Linked DNA regions of Mus musculus: region 2 is linked to region 1. Evidence: chromatin loops called from intact Hi-C (ENCODE). Cell type or tissue: left cerebral cortex. All regions are shown on one strand.

Region 1 (8,000 bases):
TCCTGTACATGTTTCCAGGTTTGAGTCTGAAGCAGGTAACTAGGAGGTCCTCAAACCTTTTGGACACCTGCTGAATATGGCATTTAAAATGTTTAGACTTTCTACAATCAACTGTGACCCACCTGTGATCGTTGAGGTCTCCAAGAAGATAATAGGGCCCTGCAAGGATGAATCCGCCTGGATTGTGGTAACGCTAACCACTGAGAAAGACTGCCCCAGGAGGCTCCTGCTGCCAGGTTCTGTGAAGACAGTGAACATCTTTGGGTTTTGACTGCTGTGTTCTTCCTAGCTAGGATTGCCACTAAGCTGACAAACACCACCCAGAGATCAGCTTTGGTCTACACACTGCTCGGGACATTCAAATGGCACATGAGACTGACATGAACATTTTACAGAACCTTGACCTTAAAAACACTTAATCTTAAATCTGTCAAATAAAACCTAGCTGGACATTGTAGAAAGCCTGGTAGAAATAGCTTCATTGTTGTAAAGAGTTTTACTGTGTTAGAGTTAAAACCCTTTTTTATTTAGATAATAAGGGAGGACTTTCCTCCTCTGCTGATGTCCCAGTTCAAATCCCCTCTCTTACACTCTCTTTAAAAACCTCCCTCAAATTGAATGTCCCTTCCTTTCCACTTCCTGTGTGTCTCTCTATCCGACCTCCTGACTCCCTCTTACTCTCTGTAGTTTTGTCTTAAAAATCCTATGTTCACTTCCTGTCAATTAGTTGCTTACTCTGCCTCTTGACCTACGGTTGACTTTATTTAATCTTGCTTACAATATTTAAGCAGAAAAATCTTGGATTAAAGGTGTATGATAAGGCTGGGCCACACCACAACTAAAAACAGGTTTTTCCAGTAGATAACACAATCTCTGGGTTCTAGGTGTGATCATATACCCTGCAACAAATTCCATAAGTTTTTGTCACTATGGCTCTGTAGTATAATTTGAGCTCAGGAGTTGTGATATTTTGTCATTTGTACTTCATGGAAATGTTATGATTTTTCCTTCCTAGGTCTCTGCAGAAGGTCATTGGAATTTTGATGGAGATTTCTTTGTGTTTGTAGATTGTCTTTCATGATGTCATTATTTTCACAGTATTAATTCTGCTGACCTGTCAGGTCGTTCCAAACTCTAGTATCTTCTATTCCTTTCATCTGTGCTTTCAACTTTCCATTGAAGACATCTTTCACATCTTTGTTATTCCTAAATATTTTTTAGAGCTATTATCTCTCAGCAATTTTGTTATTTGTTTACAAGGAAGTTTCAGATGCTGTATTTTCACTGTACAGCTTGCTTTACTTTCCTAGGATCCGTATCAGATCTTACCAGAGTTTTCTGGTGGAAGTTTTAGGGTCTCTTAAGCATATAATTGTGTCATGTACAAGTAGGAGTACTTTGGATTTTCCTTTCCTCTTTTATTCTCGCTTTATTGTGCTTAGGCTGCAAGCTTTGCATAGAGTAAGAGTCAATGCTTTGGTCGTTTTCATTGCTCAGGAAATGCTTTCAGCTTTCCCTCATTTAATAGACTAGAGTTAGGTTTTTTTATTATGTTAAAGTATGGTTCCTTCTAGTCCTAGCTTCCCCCATCCAGGTGCCCCCCTGGGGGGGGCTTTTATCTGGAAAGGATGCTGATTTCTTCTTTCTCTTTTAAATGAATGATACAAAATTCACCTACAGCCAAGAGAGCAGGCTGTGGCAAGATTCCAGATCATTCGCCTTCGCCTGCTTCTTGGGCTGCTTCAAAGGCTTTTTTTTTTTTGGTCCCAGTTGTGGTCCAACATGGTAGCTACAGCCCCTTCCAAAGACTCAAACAAACAAAACAAAAAACAGAAAACAACAACAACAAAAACAAAACAATACAAAAAACAAAAACAAAAAGAAAACCAAAATCTGCATCTATTGAAGTGATCATGAAAATTCTGTCCTTAAGTCTTCTTACGTGCCGTATTATACAATTTTTTGGTATATGTATGTTGAACTGTTAGGGCCTAGATAATATAGTAAGGCCTAGATGGAATGTTAAGGCCTTGGTAAAATGTCAAGGCCTAGGTAACTGAAAACATATAAAAGCAAAATTCTAGGCCTTTAAGCCCAGGCTTGAGAATGTGACCTTTGTGACTCAATGCTCCAAGGTATGCTAATCATAAAACAGATAGCACATTCCTCCACCCACCCACTTCCTGGGTTCAAAGAGTGTTCATTCAAAGAAAGTCACCCTGACCCACCCTGACCGTTGCTGGAACCCGCTATGCAAATGTACTATTGTTAGGGGCTCTTAGAAGCTGTCTTGAGAGATAACCCGAACAATTACCAGGTATTCCTTGTGACTTTGCACTTCCTTGTGACTCTTAACTGGTATCTTTGGTATTTTCCAACCATGCCCTCCCACTTCCTTGAGTTGTGGTTTCTTCCTTTAAATACCCCCTTACCCAACTACTCGGGGTGCCACAGTCCTCTACCCCTGCATGGTGTATGATCGTGGGCCTGAGAGCGCTCTTGAATAAAAGTCCTCTTGCAGTTTGCAGCAAGACCGTTTCTCGTGAGTGATTTGGGGTGTTGCCTCTCCTGAGTCAGAATGTGGGGGAGTCCTCACGTTGTGGGTCTTTCATAACAATTACCTGGCTAGCCTGCCATTATAAGGAAACTTTCTCATATTTCTCTTGTTAATAGGAAATTTTCTAATGTCAAGTTGATTACATATTCTGTCATGTTCTGTGCCCTTGGAAACCAATCATGATAAAAGTCAATAGAACTATTGATTAAATCAAACTCTTATACCACTGATGACCTTAGACCAGAAATGATTAAATAATGTAGCGAGTGCTATACACAGTAAATATAAAGAAGCAAATGAATGAAATAAAAGGAGACAAGGAAAGAGAAAATGAAAGCAATACTAAGTGAAAGGAAAAGGCAAAGAATATTATAGATGGGAGAGGACAAAAAGCAATAGAGTTTTTTAAAAAAAACAAAAAAACACAGTTCCCCAATAGTGAAAAAAAGTAATCAAAATAGTTAAGTATAATCCAAGAAGTAAAGTAAAAACATAAAAATTTAAAATAACAAGAAAGCACCACGAAAGCAGAATTTTTTGTTTTTGTTTTTTGTTTTCCGAGACAGGGTTTCTCTGTGTAACCCTGGCTGTCCTGGAACTCACTCTTTAGACCAGGCTGGCCTCGAACTCAAAAATCCACCTGCCTCTGCCTCCCAAATGCTGGGATTAAAGGTGTGTGCCCCCACTGCCTGGCTGAAATGCATAATTTTCAAGGTGGGAGAATTACAAAGAGAAAAGGCTGAAATGTGGGGGTTTGTTTTCTTGGTTCTTTAAAAATGGAGTCTTCCCTCTTCCTGTAAGCGGCCAGAGGTCACCTGCCAAGATGGTTCGCTACTCTCTTGACCCAGAAAACCCCACAAAATCATGCAAATCAAGAGGTTCAAACCTTCGTGTTCACTTTAAGAACACCCGGGAAACTGCCCAGGCCATCAAGGGTACGCATACCTGCAAAGCCACCAAGTATCTGAAGGATGTCACTTTAAAGAAGTAATGTGTGCCATTCCGGGGGGATAATGGTGGCGTTGGTAGGTGCACCCAGACCAAACAATGGGGCTGGACACAGGGTCGGTGGCCAAAAAAGAGTGCTGAATTTTTGCTGCACATGGTTAAAAATGCAGAGAGTAATGCTGAACTTAAGGGTTTAGACGTAGACTCTCTAGTCATTGAACACATCCAGGTGAACAAGGCACCTAAGATGCACCGACGAACCTACAGAGCTCATGGTCGGATTAACCCATATATGAGCTCCCCCTGCCACACTGAGATGATCCTGAGAAGGAACAGATCGTTCCAAAGCCAGAAGAGGAGGTTGCACAGAAGAAAAAGATATCCCAGAAGAAACTGAAGAAACAAAACCTCATGGCCTGGGAATAAATTCAGCATAAAATAAATACAGATAAAGTTTTTAAAAAAATGGAGTCTTCCAGGTGGACATAGAAATTGTCACTTAAACTTGGGGACTCTTCTCTTTCTGACAGTTTATACTTTTGCTGAACCTGCACTGGAGAAATATTAGTCTTCCACAGACCTCTCTTCATTTTCATAGCTTCCTTTCCTTGCATACCACACCGCCTGCTACCACACCAGTCTTTACCATCTGTGGACCAGACAGGTTCACCCACCCTCCTGAGACTCCCTGATTTAAATGTCCTGTGGTGGCCAGCGTTTTCACCAGAGGGCGTCTGTCTAATGCACTGGGACTCACACACACAACACTGAGATCTCTACAGACAAACCAGTCTCCATCCTTTCAAATCTACCCACCTTTGGCACGGTCCTGGAGGAAGAAGACTATTTCCAGAGCTGCCATGGTCGGAGCCTACTCTCAGGCAGCCCTGACACACTAGGTTCAGCAACTGTCTCAGGAGGGAGATTAAACAGATAATTCATAGTGAAAAGCAGAAAAGGGAGGTTTATTCAATGTGGGCACACTGGGAAGAGAAAAACGTAGACCGTTGACCACTAAGTCTATCTTTGGGTATAGGTGTAACTAGAAGGTGAGACTTATACATAACTATGCAGTCCTGGCCCTGCCCACGCCCATTAGTCTTCCCTATAAGGTGGTCTGGCGAGTTTTCAGAGCTCTGTGAAACTTCTTTCCAGGAGAGAGGCTTCCCTTCCAGCTGGTGCCAGGGCCCCAGCTTTTGCCTTCTTCCATTTCGAGACTCCTGGTAAATTTTCAATTGCTTTGGAGTTCATTGTTTTAATTGTCTTATAACTAAAGGGCACACATACCTAGAACGTCTACCAGGATGGTTATAATTTAAGTGCCTGAAATACTGCTGCTTTTCCACAAGATGGCTCTATTATCAAATACAACAATTTTCAAAGCTGGAAACTTATGAACCACTTGTAAACGTTGGTACCTTGGGGTGCATTAATCTTTAAACATTTTAATGTCCTTATTGATAGCAGCTTTTCTCTTACCATTTACCTGTTTAGGTTTTGTAGGGAACCTTGGAGATGGCTCAAGACCCCCAAGACCAAGTTCTCAGTGCAAAAGAGATTTATTTAGCCAGAGAGGCAGAGGGCAGGGCTAAGGGACAAAGAGCCAGAGACAGGGTGAAGGGGAGGGAAACAAGGGAGAGGGAAGAAAGGGGGCAAGGAAGAGGGGTAGGGTGGTGTTAGTCCCAGAGGACAAAGGACTGCCTCTGGATAGAGAGGAGACAGACATGGCTCATAAGCAAATGGCGGTTTATAAAGGTAAAGGGGGAAAAGACTATGTTAGGATGAAGTGTTTAATTTTAATTGGGCATGATAATTAGGTGAGCCAAAGGGGATTTTTTGATTGCTGGACTTCAATACTTTGATAGCTAGACCTTGGTAGTCAGCCTAAGGAGGAGAAAGTGGCTAAACAAGGGAATAGACCTTGGTGGGTAGTTTAGGAATGGAATCTAATGGGCTTTAGCAAGGCAGAGGGAATAGGGGGGAGTAGGGAAAGGACAAGGCCTGCCAGACCCAAATTTGCCGTGCCGGATTGGCTAGAGTACCTTCAGGTATGTTTATTTTAAGATGTTTTAGTTTTAACTTTGTGTAAATGGGGGTTGGAAAAGACACACCATGCAGATGCCCTCGGGGTTCAGAAGAGCCCATTGGATCACCTAGAGCTGGAGGTACAAACATGGAGGAGAGAGGGTAACTCGTGGGAGTTGTTTTCTCAGCCAGATGATCAAACTCAGGCCATTCCAGGCACCTTTATCTGCAGATCTATCTCACCAGCTCTGAATTATGTAATATATTAAAGTATAGATGATATCATTTTAAAATAGCCTACGTGTGTTGAAAATATTTTAACAGGAAATAGCATTGAGTATATACATTAAAATGCGTTTCAATTAAAATGTCTACTACTGTATATTGCTAGTAGCAGGTTTCTCACACTCAATCCTTTGAAGGATAAGCATCGTCTCAGTACTACGGGTGTTCAGTTCATGTGCTTTAATTGATGGCCTCATGTCCTGTGCTGTGGATGGAGCCTGTCATGGCAACTGAGAAACAGGTCAAACTTCTCAGATTTAGAAAACGGTATTGGGGTAGCCAGTTAAGAACAATCTATGAAGCATAATCTTTTCTTTTCAGAGAATGGGATGGAACATTTGGTGTGGCCAACATTTAATGAATGCTTCCATCCATATCTCTGCTTAAACTATATCATTTACTTTACTCTCTGTGGCTTCCATACTACTATGCTTACCCAAGGATAAAGCGGTGGAGATGAAAAGAAATAGTTTGTTCAAGATCACTTAGCCCAACAGCCGGAGAAGTTGGGTGGGCTGGCTGGTTTTATGTCAACTTGACAAAAGCTAGAGTCACCTGGGAGGGGGAAACATCAGTTGAGAAAATGTCTCTCTAAGATGGGACTGTAGGCAAGCCTGTAGGCCATTTTCTTAGTTAGTGGTTGATGGGAGAGGGGCCCGGCTCTTTGTGAGTGGTGCCATCCCTGGGCTGGTGGTCCTGGGTGGTATAAGAAAGCAGACTGAGCAAACCATGGGGAGCAAGCCAGTAAGCAGCACCCATCCATGGCCTCTGCATCAGCTCCTGCCTCCAGATTCCTGCCCTGCTTGAGCTCCTGTCCTGACTTCCCTTGATTATGAACTATGATGCAGAAGCAGAAACTGAATAACCTTTCCTCAAAGTTTGCTTTTGGTCAGTGTTTTGTCATAGCCGTAGAAACCCTAATGAAGACAGTGAGGAAGGCAGACTCGAGCTCACTGATCTTGTCCTCTGTGCCTAAAACTTAGGTCTTTTAGGAGTGTTCACTCCACCTGAGTCCACGCTGCTGCTAGAACAACCACTCTGTTGACAGTAGTGAACCTATATCCTATTCCGTACCTCTGCCTGTGGGAACTTCTGTGGGAACTTTATGAAAGCTTACATACAGACTCACCTCTTTAGAGAAGCATCCTTCAAGGTCTCTGGAAATGGGAAGTTAATCTTTCAGACTTATATTAGCACTGAACAAACAGACAATACACCATGGAAACTAGGAAAGGTCAGATTCTTGGAGATCACCGAAGGCCCGGGCAGAAGGAGAAGTGTTGTCAGTTACGGGTTCTTATTTTAATGACACAGGACAGCCTTGTAATAGTGACCAGGATAGAGTCAAGTAAATGCACCATTTTGTGAGTTTGGTGGGAAGGTATTAAGAGAAGGAATATAAACACGGCCTCGTGGAAATCTGCTGCTTCTTATTCACTGCTAAAGGTTCCCTGAAGAGGGGGCCTTGGAAGGTCTCCTGTGACCAACACTGAAGGGCAAAGGAAAGAAGGGAGAGAGGAGAACAGAAGAAATTAATGAAAGAGAAGAAGAGACTGAAGAGAGAGGAAAACAAAGGATTGATTGAGAGAGAGAGAGAGAGAGAGAGAGAGAGAGAGAGAATGTGGAGCATCAGATGATCAATGAAAACTGAACATTTATGTGTTTAACGCACAGCTAGTTTTTCCTCACATCTGAGGCAGTCTCACTGTGTGGTGCAGGCTGGCCTCAGTCTCACTCCGGATCCTCCTATCCATATTAATGTTGGAGGTGCATTCCTGCCCCGCCAGGCCTACCTAGCTTAATGTGATCATTAAGCCGTTGTGCTAGGCTCTTAGCCACCCGTGGAAAGCAACAAGTCTTGGGGAGCAGGTAAGTTGAGTGAAGCAATGTGTACTAACTACAGGACAGCAGTTGCAGATTCATTCTCAGCTCCTTCCATTGTTTCAGCTTCTCCATAAATTCAATCCATAAACCCAGCTGAGTAGACACAAACTATGCTAGACTATTAAAATGTACCATTATCTCAAAAAACCAATTTAATTTTATTTGTTCTTTGGCTTGTATAATTTGGCTAATATTTTTTGCATTACTGCATGTCTACATAGTTTTAAGAGCTGATAAAAGGCTATTTGTCCATTTCTATATAGTTTACCCAATCAGCTCATTTATATAAAAATTTGCTTAA
Region 2 (8,000 bases), 730 kb after region 1:
CCAGGCCGTTGGACAGAAGTGGGACATCTGTCATAGAGATCCACAAAATGAAAGATGCATATGATAAAATAAAACACAAGGTTGGAAACTTCATTTTCATGAAAAAGGGCCAAGGGTATTAGTATATGTACATTGCATATAACAGTTTTTATGGAGATACACATCCCCCAAGTGCAGGATTGAGAAAGAATTGAAGAAGTTTGTTTTTGTCATTATTTAAGTATTATTTGGCTAGTTCTGTTTTTATAATGAGCACAACTTTTTAAAATAAGGAAATATTCTAAAGAACTCTTGTTTACAACAATAGCAGGTGGCCTGACATCCTCTTCTGGCCTCTGAGGGCACCAGGCATGCACAGAATGCATAGACACAAATGCAGGCAAAACATTCAAACACATACATTTAAAAACAAACAAGCAAGCAAACCGGTTAAAGGTTATCATGTAGACTCTCTCAGGCCCGTTGTGATGTTCAATGAGGAAGAGAGAGGCACAAGGAAAGCTCTTTCCTTAGAATGTTAGTGAAGGGGGAAGACGAAACTGGTTTTAGAAAACCAGTTTCATTTTTTAACAAGGCAGTAACTCAGGCGAGGATCAGCAAGGTACACTAATACGCCAAAGTAGAATTTGAAAGACATAAAGAATCTCCCATCAGCCGGGTGGTGATGGCGCACGCCTTTAATCCCAGCACTTGGGAGGCAGAGGCAGGCGGATTTCTGAGTTCGAGGCCAACCTGATCTACAGAGTGAGTTCCAGGACAGCCAGGACTACACAGAAAAACCCTGTCTCGAAAAACCAAAAAAAAAAAAAAAAAAAAAATCAAGGCCAGCCTGTGCTAAATAGTGAATTTCAGACCAGCCTGGGCTACAGTTTAGACCCTGTCTCAGAAAACAAATAAACAAACAAACAAAACAAAGACAGGTAAGAATTACCTGAACTTAAACTACCTCAACTTTTAACTAAGGAAATGTTTTGGGGGACTGAAGAGATGGCTTACTACCTATGAGCCCTTATTGCTCTTACAAAGGACCTTGGTCCAATTCTCAGTACCGACAGAGGAGTTTCCAACCATCAGTAACTCCCGTTAATTCTTGTGACCTCCACAGGCATCAGCCAAACACACGGTCCGCATCCACAGATGCAGGCAAAGCACACCAGCCAAACACACGGTCCGCATCCACAGATGCAGGCAAAGCACTCACACACAAAAATAAAACTCATAAACCTAATTTAATTTTTTTAAAAAAAGGTTTCCGATTCATTATCCTCTCTGAGCTGGGTAAAACCTATTTAATTATTGCAAATAATATTCTACTCTAGAACAAGTCTAATGTAAATCTCAAAAATAACACCAACAGCCAGCACAAGATTTATAGGTGTAAACATCTGGTTTTTATAACAAATAACAAAGTTTAACAGCAATAAAACAAATCATTTAGTACAGCATATAATGTGTTATATTAAATTTACACAATGATATATATAAAACACATACTGTTTATATCATACAGTAATTCAGCAACAGGAATATCAAAACAGGAATCCAAAGAACTACTACTCATGCACAAAACATGCATATATCAGTATTTTAAAAACTCTATTTTACACAATACTGTTTACCAAAAGCTTTTTTAAAAAATGTAATGCCCTTCCAGATAAGTCAGCGGTCCGGTGAGGGTTGAACTGCACTACTGTTCAGGCCAGTGCTTGGTGAGAGCAATTCTGGGCTTGGAGTCAAGCCCAGTAAGGGTGAATTTCTTTGCACCAAAGGACCAACACTTTATCCCAAAGACAAGCCCTCTAAGGGACAAACAGTTGTATTGGCTACAAATTAGGAGCAGAGAGATAGAAAGGCATCAAAAACTGCTGGATATATGGCCCATGAAAGGGCTACTGTAACGAAGGCGGAGGCACTACAGGTGGCAAAGGTTTTTGTGAATCCTTTTAAGGTCCTATCAGTCTCCCTATCCAGTTTACCACCTCCAGATTAAAAGTCTGGTCTACTAAGTTCTAAATCCAGTAAAAAGTGTACTTCTAAGAAGAAAATAGGATGGAGAGACATCTGAGAGTGTTGTCTATAGTAAAAAATTTACAGAAAGCAATGACTGTTTTGTTTGTTTGTTTGTTTTTTCTACCTACTCTACACAATTGTATGCAATGCCCCTCAACCGGAAAGCCCTTTCAGGGACAAAGCCCTAAAGGATCAAGGAGCGAGTTCACGGCTTAAAAATTTTATCCACGAACCTTGGAAACAAAAGGTCTCATCCAAATAAAACTTGAACATCACACACCTGTACTTGGCCAGACACTCGGACGAAACATCTGATAATCAAAATGCATTCACTATCACCACCACTAAGACCTCAATATTCACTTCTAACTAGAGATACATCCTTCACCTTCCATTAAAGGCACTAGCGTCCATACATGACCGCGAGACATAATTTATCTTGGGTTTATCCTAGTGAAAGGAAAGTATTCCATTTAAGTATGACACAAATATTAAGACAACACCTTTTTCTTTTTCTCAGAGACTAGGGGGAGGAGAAGACACTCGCTACATCAGCTACTCAAACGGTAGTCATCAGTTTCAAAGAGCCAGAGCGGAAACGGAGGATCTTCTTCTTGAGGTTGTGCGAAGCCTTGATTTTGACAAAGGTTTTTGTGGGACGGGTGTGGAGGTCTGGGGCCGTGACCGTTTGAATCGGGAGAGTCTGGACAAACTGGGACCAGATTAAACCCCCGCTCTCCTCTGAGTCGCTGGTGGTGGTGCTCTCGCCCACGAAGTCGCCTTCGCTCACGCTGGACTCGCTGTCGCCGAAGCAGTTGGTGGTGTAGTTGCTCTGCTCGTCCTCGCTGGTGTCCACCACCGTGGAGTGGAAGAGCGACTCGCACTCCGCCGAGTACTCGGAGTCGCTGGGCACGTAGGCATAGGGGCTGGCGTAAGGCAGGGCGACAGCCACCCGGTAGGCAGCCCCGTGCTCCCTGCGAGCCCTCCGGGCCCTCCGCAGGGCTTCTTCGTAGGAGACCTCGGCTGACGATTTCCACCGCCGGTAGTCGGTTCGCTTGTGCTTCGGTTTGGCCACCACGGGCTCCCGGCCATGCGCGTGCGCCCTGCTACCCGCCCGATGGCCGCCGGTGCCCAGGGCCCTACCGGGAAGGCCAGCGTCCTGCAGCCCGCCACTGCGCCGGCCCTTGGCGGAGGTCTTCCTGAATTTCTTATTTGTATCCGAGTCGTCTGGGAAACGGCACTTCTTGCCTGCTGCCCGCGGTTTCTCCCTGACGGTGGGCAGGCCGTGTTCCATGGCTGCCTGGCCGCGGGCCTTCAAGGTGGCGCTCCTTGCGACACCCGGGTTCCTGTGTGCACGGTGAGGCCTGGCGGCCGCCTGCTGCCCCGGAATGAACTGAGCTTTCACCAGATGCCCTTCCTCGAGGCTTTGAGATGAGCCCTCGCTTTTGAAGTCCAAGGCCGGCCTGTCCAGCGCGGGCACAGCCTGGAGGCTGTTCTTCTGCGACATCTTTTTCGGGAGCTGCAGGGCTTTGCTCTCTGCGGGGGCGACAGGGCCTCTGCCAGGACTTGTTTTAGGAGAAACAGCGGAGGCCTGATTGCTTTCCTTCATGGATTCCCCCAGCCCGGCTTGACACCTTGTGAGCTCTTGAGAGGCTGCCTTGGCGGCTTTGGGCACATGCTTGCTTTGGGGTTCCATGGCGGCGCCTGCCGAGCAGCTCTCCGGCAGAGCCAACCTCTTGCTTTCTAACTGGTCTGTCTTTGAGTCTTTGGACCTCTGCTTAGGAGGGGAGAATGGCCCGTTTTCCAAAGAGGTTATTCCCCCAGCGGGCAAACACATCTGTTTTGTATTCTTAAAGTTCACACTACTGCCCGGTGGGACGCCACTAGGGGCCCTGACACACACACTTCCATTCCTCAGAAGGCCCTTGGTAGGGTCAGCGTTCACACTGGTTCTAGGTTTATTGGTCCTTACAGGGTGTGTTTTCTTCTGCACGAGGCTCAAAATATACCCATCCATTTTCTTACTGGATGCAGGATGGGAAGCGGACCACAAACTGCTTGGAGATGGCAGGGAATTGTCTGTTTTGGTGGCGTTCAGTTCAGATCCAATGCAGATGTCGCTGGCATGGCTCCCAAGCCCCTCCTCTTCCCTCAGAGTGTTGCCCGTCAGACAAAGGAGAAACATTGGGCTCTGCACAGCCACAGCATGAAGTGGACTGGGGTAGCGATATACGTCATTCCCGTTTTTAGACACAAGATCACACTGGTATTTAGGATTCACATCTGCAATGACATCAAGGGAATTAAATTGTGGTGTGGAGGGGGAACTGCACACTGTCCCTGAGGCCTGGTCTTCACAGGGGCCGCCTTTACATTCCAACCATCCTATGAGATCTGAAAAACATGTAAAGATACACTGAAGAAATGAATCGGTAGAGCCACTTCGACTCTGGCCAGAGTTTACTAAGGTGAACTGGATGGAGACAGAATAGCAAAGGATCGAGAACTAGTCCACACTGGTTCCTCTGCAAGCTTACATGAAGCACATGGATGACTGAATGACAGCAAGCACTATTCAAGAATTTTGACCAAAAAAAAAAAAAAAATAGCCATTCATAATGCTCTGAAACTACTGAATAATGTAAGGGAACACTTCATGAAGCTTAGTGAAAATCATGATATCAATCAGGATAAAATTTTATGCAAACAAACTCTTGACATTAAGCACATCAAAATCCTAACGGTACCCTTCCAGTGTGATAAGTGATCTGTTTCCAATAACTGCACCTTAGAACTTTTTGTTTTCTTTTTCTGGTCTACTCTCCTTCCTCTGGTTTCTCTTTAAAATATTTAAGACACTTGCTGTGGCCATTTTTGTATTTTTTTAAAAACAAACAAAAAAAAATACAAAATGTAATCTATTTAAACATAACTATCCTTTGTGGGAAAAAAATCAACAAAACATATCAAGGCTTTTTTAAAGGAGTGCTCTTATTTTTAACTTTGCTTATGTGTTAGTGCACCTGAGTGCCGTGCCCACAGAGGTGAGAAGAGGACTAGATTCTCTGGAGCTAGAATTACAAGCCGTTGTAAGCCACCTAAGGTGGGTGTTCTACAAAAGCAGTGTGCGCTCTGAACCACCAAGCCTTCTCACCAGCCCCCAGATCATATTACAATAACAACTAATAAAATTTAACAGTCACCATATATCTTTAACAGTGACAGAAAAGACAATATTTTAATAGGGTAAGGAATTTTTAAAGTTTGAGCAGTTTTAAAGGATAAATTTGTTGGGGCTAGAGACAAGGCTCAGCAGTTAAGAGCACTTGCTACTCTCAGGGAGGACCTGGGTTCAGTTCTCAGCACCACACGGCTGCTCAAAGCCCTGACAGCCCTAGAGGATCCTCACGGCTGCTCAAAGCCCTGACAGCCCTAGAGGATCCTATGCCTCTTCTGGTCTGTGGACACTGTACACATGTGGTGAACTTACTCAACATTCATACACATAAAATTCTATTTTAAAAGAAGCTTCTTATATTTCAAAACTGTCCATGTCAAAATACAATGAAACAAGAGGGAGGGAGAGAGAGAGGGAGGGAGGGGGGAAGGGGGGAATGAGACCTCCCTAGCTAATGACATTTCCTACCATCCTCCCCAGTACCTTAAAACCCTGCTCTTTGCCTTAAAGTCATTGCCTATGAGCTGCCATTTATCTCCTGTCTCTACTTAGAGCAGACAAAACTGTCTCCCAAGTCCCAGCCCAACTGTCTCAGTTATATAAGGATGTGGCATTTGGAAGCACTAGGGGTCTGTCTTGGAGGAAAACCTGTTCAAAGTGCCTCTTAATGGGTTTATAAAGTTTCCCTCTGAAACCAGATCTTCGGAGTGATGGGGAGCAATTAACAATGAACTTGAGGCCCAGATACTAGACTGATACAAGATAACAGGGTTCTGTGCTCTCCCAAATGGTTGATTGCTGCTGACAACACACACTGTACAAACAGAAAGGCTTGACCAATTAGCAACCTCAGCTGCTCAGTGTGCTGTCTGCTTTGTTGGACTCAATCAGCCTTGTACTTGGATGAAAACCATGAACGTAGTAGCCCATCCTGCCGCCACCCCCAGCTCCAATCCTCTTGCTTTCTCTGCTGTTCTATGTTACCAAAATACAACAGGAATAAGGGAGTGCTCTTGAGTTCTGACTTTCAAGGACAACTCTCAAGTGGAAGCTTCTCACAATATCTGTGGTCACAGGACACTTTAAAACAAAACAAAACAAAACAAAACAAAACAAAACAGATGAGATGGCTGAACATAGCCATTTCTGAATTCCCTTGGAGTGGTGGCAGAACATAAGTTAGATCTGAGTTTGAATTCTGCTATGGCCCAACTATGTAACCTTAAATCATTTAAATAACCTCACTAGGCCTCGGGTTTTTTATATTTGATTTTATGTGTATGTGCCTGAGGGTGTGTATATATACCATGTGTGCAGGAACCTGCAAAGGTCAGATCCCTTGGACCAAGAGTTATAGATGGTTATACCGAGACCTGAGCCCAAGTTCTCTACAAAAGCAGTAAGTGCTTTTAACTGCTGAGCCATCTCTCCAGCCCCTCATTTTCTTTTCTTAACTGTACCCCAAATGTTAACAATTGTACCCTGAAAACCTGTTGGGAAAATTCAAAGAAGGTAAATATATACAGGTCATCATAAGTTCTTCCATACTTGCAATATCATGCCTGTCTTGGGCAATGGAGAATTATGACATACAGACTACGGGCAGTTTCATTATGTGGAGTATTCTGAGAAACGTGGAAGGGCCACCGCTCCCAAAGTGTCAGCAGTCCTTGGCTAGACTGATAGACATAAAAAGAGAGAGAGAGAGATAGCCAGGGGTACCCCAGAAACACAAAGAAGAAGGTAAAAATGGGGCTGTAGATGAATTGTATGTGTTTAATGCAGAGCCCTAGATTCAATCACCAACATCAGAAAGGGGTGAGAGGGGAAGGAGGGAGGGAGGGAGGGGAGATGTTAAACAGCAAAGAACCAGAGCTCTGTCTCTCTAATACAGGGACAATTCCCCCAAGAGTAAGGTGCCTTTCTAATTCCATAATGTAAAGCCAACTGTCACCAAAGAGCTGAGGAGTGTAGATGTTCCTCTAGATCAAAGTGTAGGCTCTGTGTGTAACTGTGGCACTGAGTACACGCAGCACACTGCCCAAATTATTTCCTATCAAAAGATAGCTGAAGCTACATAGCCATAAAGACCCCTAACCTCGGGGCTGGAGAGATGGCTCAGTGGTTAAGAGCGCCGACTGCTCTTCCAAAGGTTCTGAGTTCAAATCCCAGCAACCACATGGTGGCTCACAACCATCCGTAATGAAATCTGATGCTCTCTTCTGGAGTGTCTGAAGACAGCTACAGTGTACTTACATATAATATAATATATATAAAAAAAAAAAGACCCCTGACCTCTTCCAATTAGAGCTTCTGTCCATGCTAAAATCCTTACCTGCAGATTTGGGGCAACCGTCTGAGATGGTCAAGGCCGCCTCCAAGGGGCTGCAGAAGCAGGTGCTGGAATGGCAACTGGACAAACACTCACTGAACACGGAGTTGGAGGAGTTAGAGAGGGAGCCCGAAGCTCCATCACTCAGCTCATAAAACCCTACAAGGAAAAGGATGGCTGGAATTAGGATCCTATCAAGCAATAACACACAAGTATATTAAAAAGAGGCAGGCTGGAAAGATGGCTCAGCACTTAAGAGCACTGACTGCTCTTCCAGAGGTCCTGAGTTCAAATCCCAGCAACCACATGGCGGCTCACAACCATCTGTAATGGAATCCAATACATATGATAAATAAATCTTTTAAAAAATAATAATAATAAAATGACCAGAGGCTGACACATCAAAGAAGAGGAAAGCTCATTTTTGTTTCCAGTTATTTGTGTGTGCAGGAGGGGGGTGTATCACACAAATGGTAGATT

What was found. A loop is a pair of places that touch in the nucleus more often than their neighbours do. Peaks named below come from ENCODE experiments on the same cell type or tissue, not always from the same donor. Only the 100,000 strongest peaks of a DNase experiment are listed, where the experiment ranks them.
Region 2: a loop joins it to region 1, with 5 times the contacts of the local background. A loop is called at or near these places in 3 of 42 quality-filtered maps.

What each region holds. Positions count from the first base shown.
Region 1 is chr12:72,044,640-72,052,639 of GRCm38, reverse strand. It overlaps the pseudogene Gm7986. Among named protein-coding and RNA genes, the nearest start is that of Gm40440, 8.4 kb to the right of the region's middle. In left cerebral cortex, a CTCF peak has its summit at 4,842 (motif pointing right); a DNase peak (open chromatin) is centred at 4,905.
Region 2 is chr12:71,313,464-71,321,463 of GRCm38, reverse strand. It overlaps Dact1 (dishevelled-binding antagonist of beta-catenin 1), which reads right to left. Exons shown (of 4, transcript NM_021532.4): 3 at 7,524-7,679; 4 at 1,357-4,293. The coding sequence ends at 2,570. Among named protein-coding and RNA genes, the nearest start is that of Dact1, 7.6 kb to the right of the region's middle. In left cerebral cortex, no CTCF peak of the experiment used is centred here; a DNase peak (open chromatin) is centred at 4,218.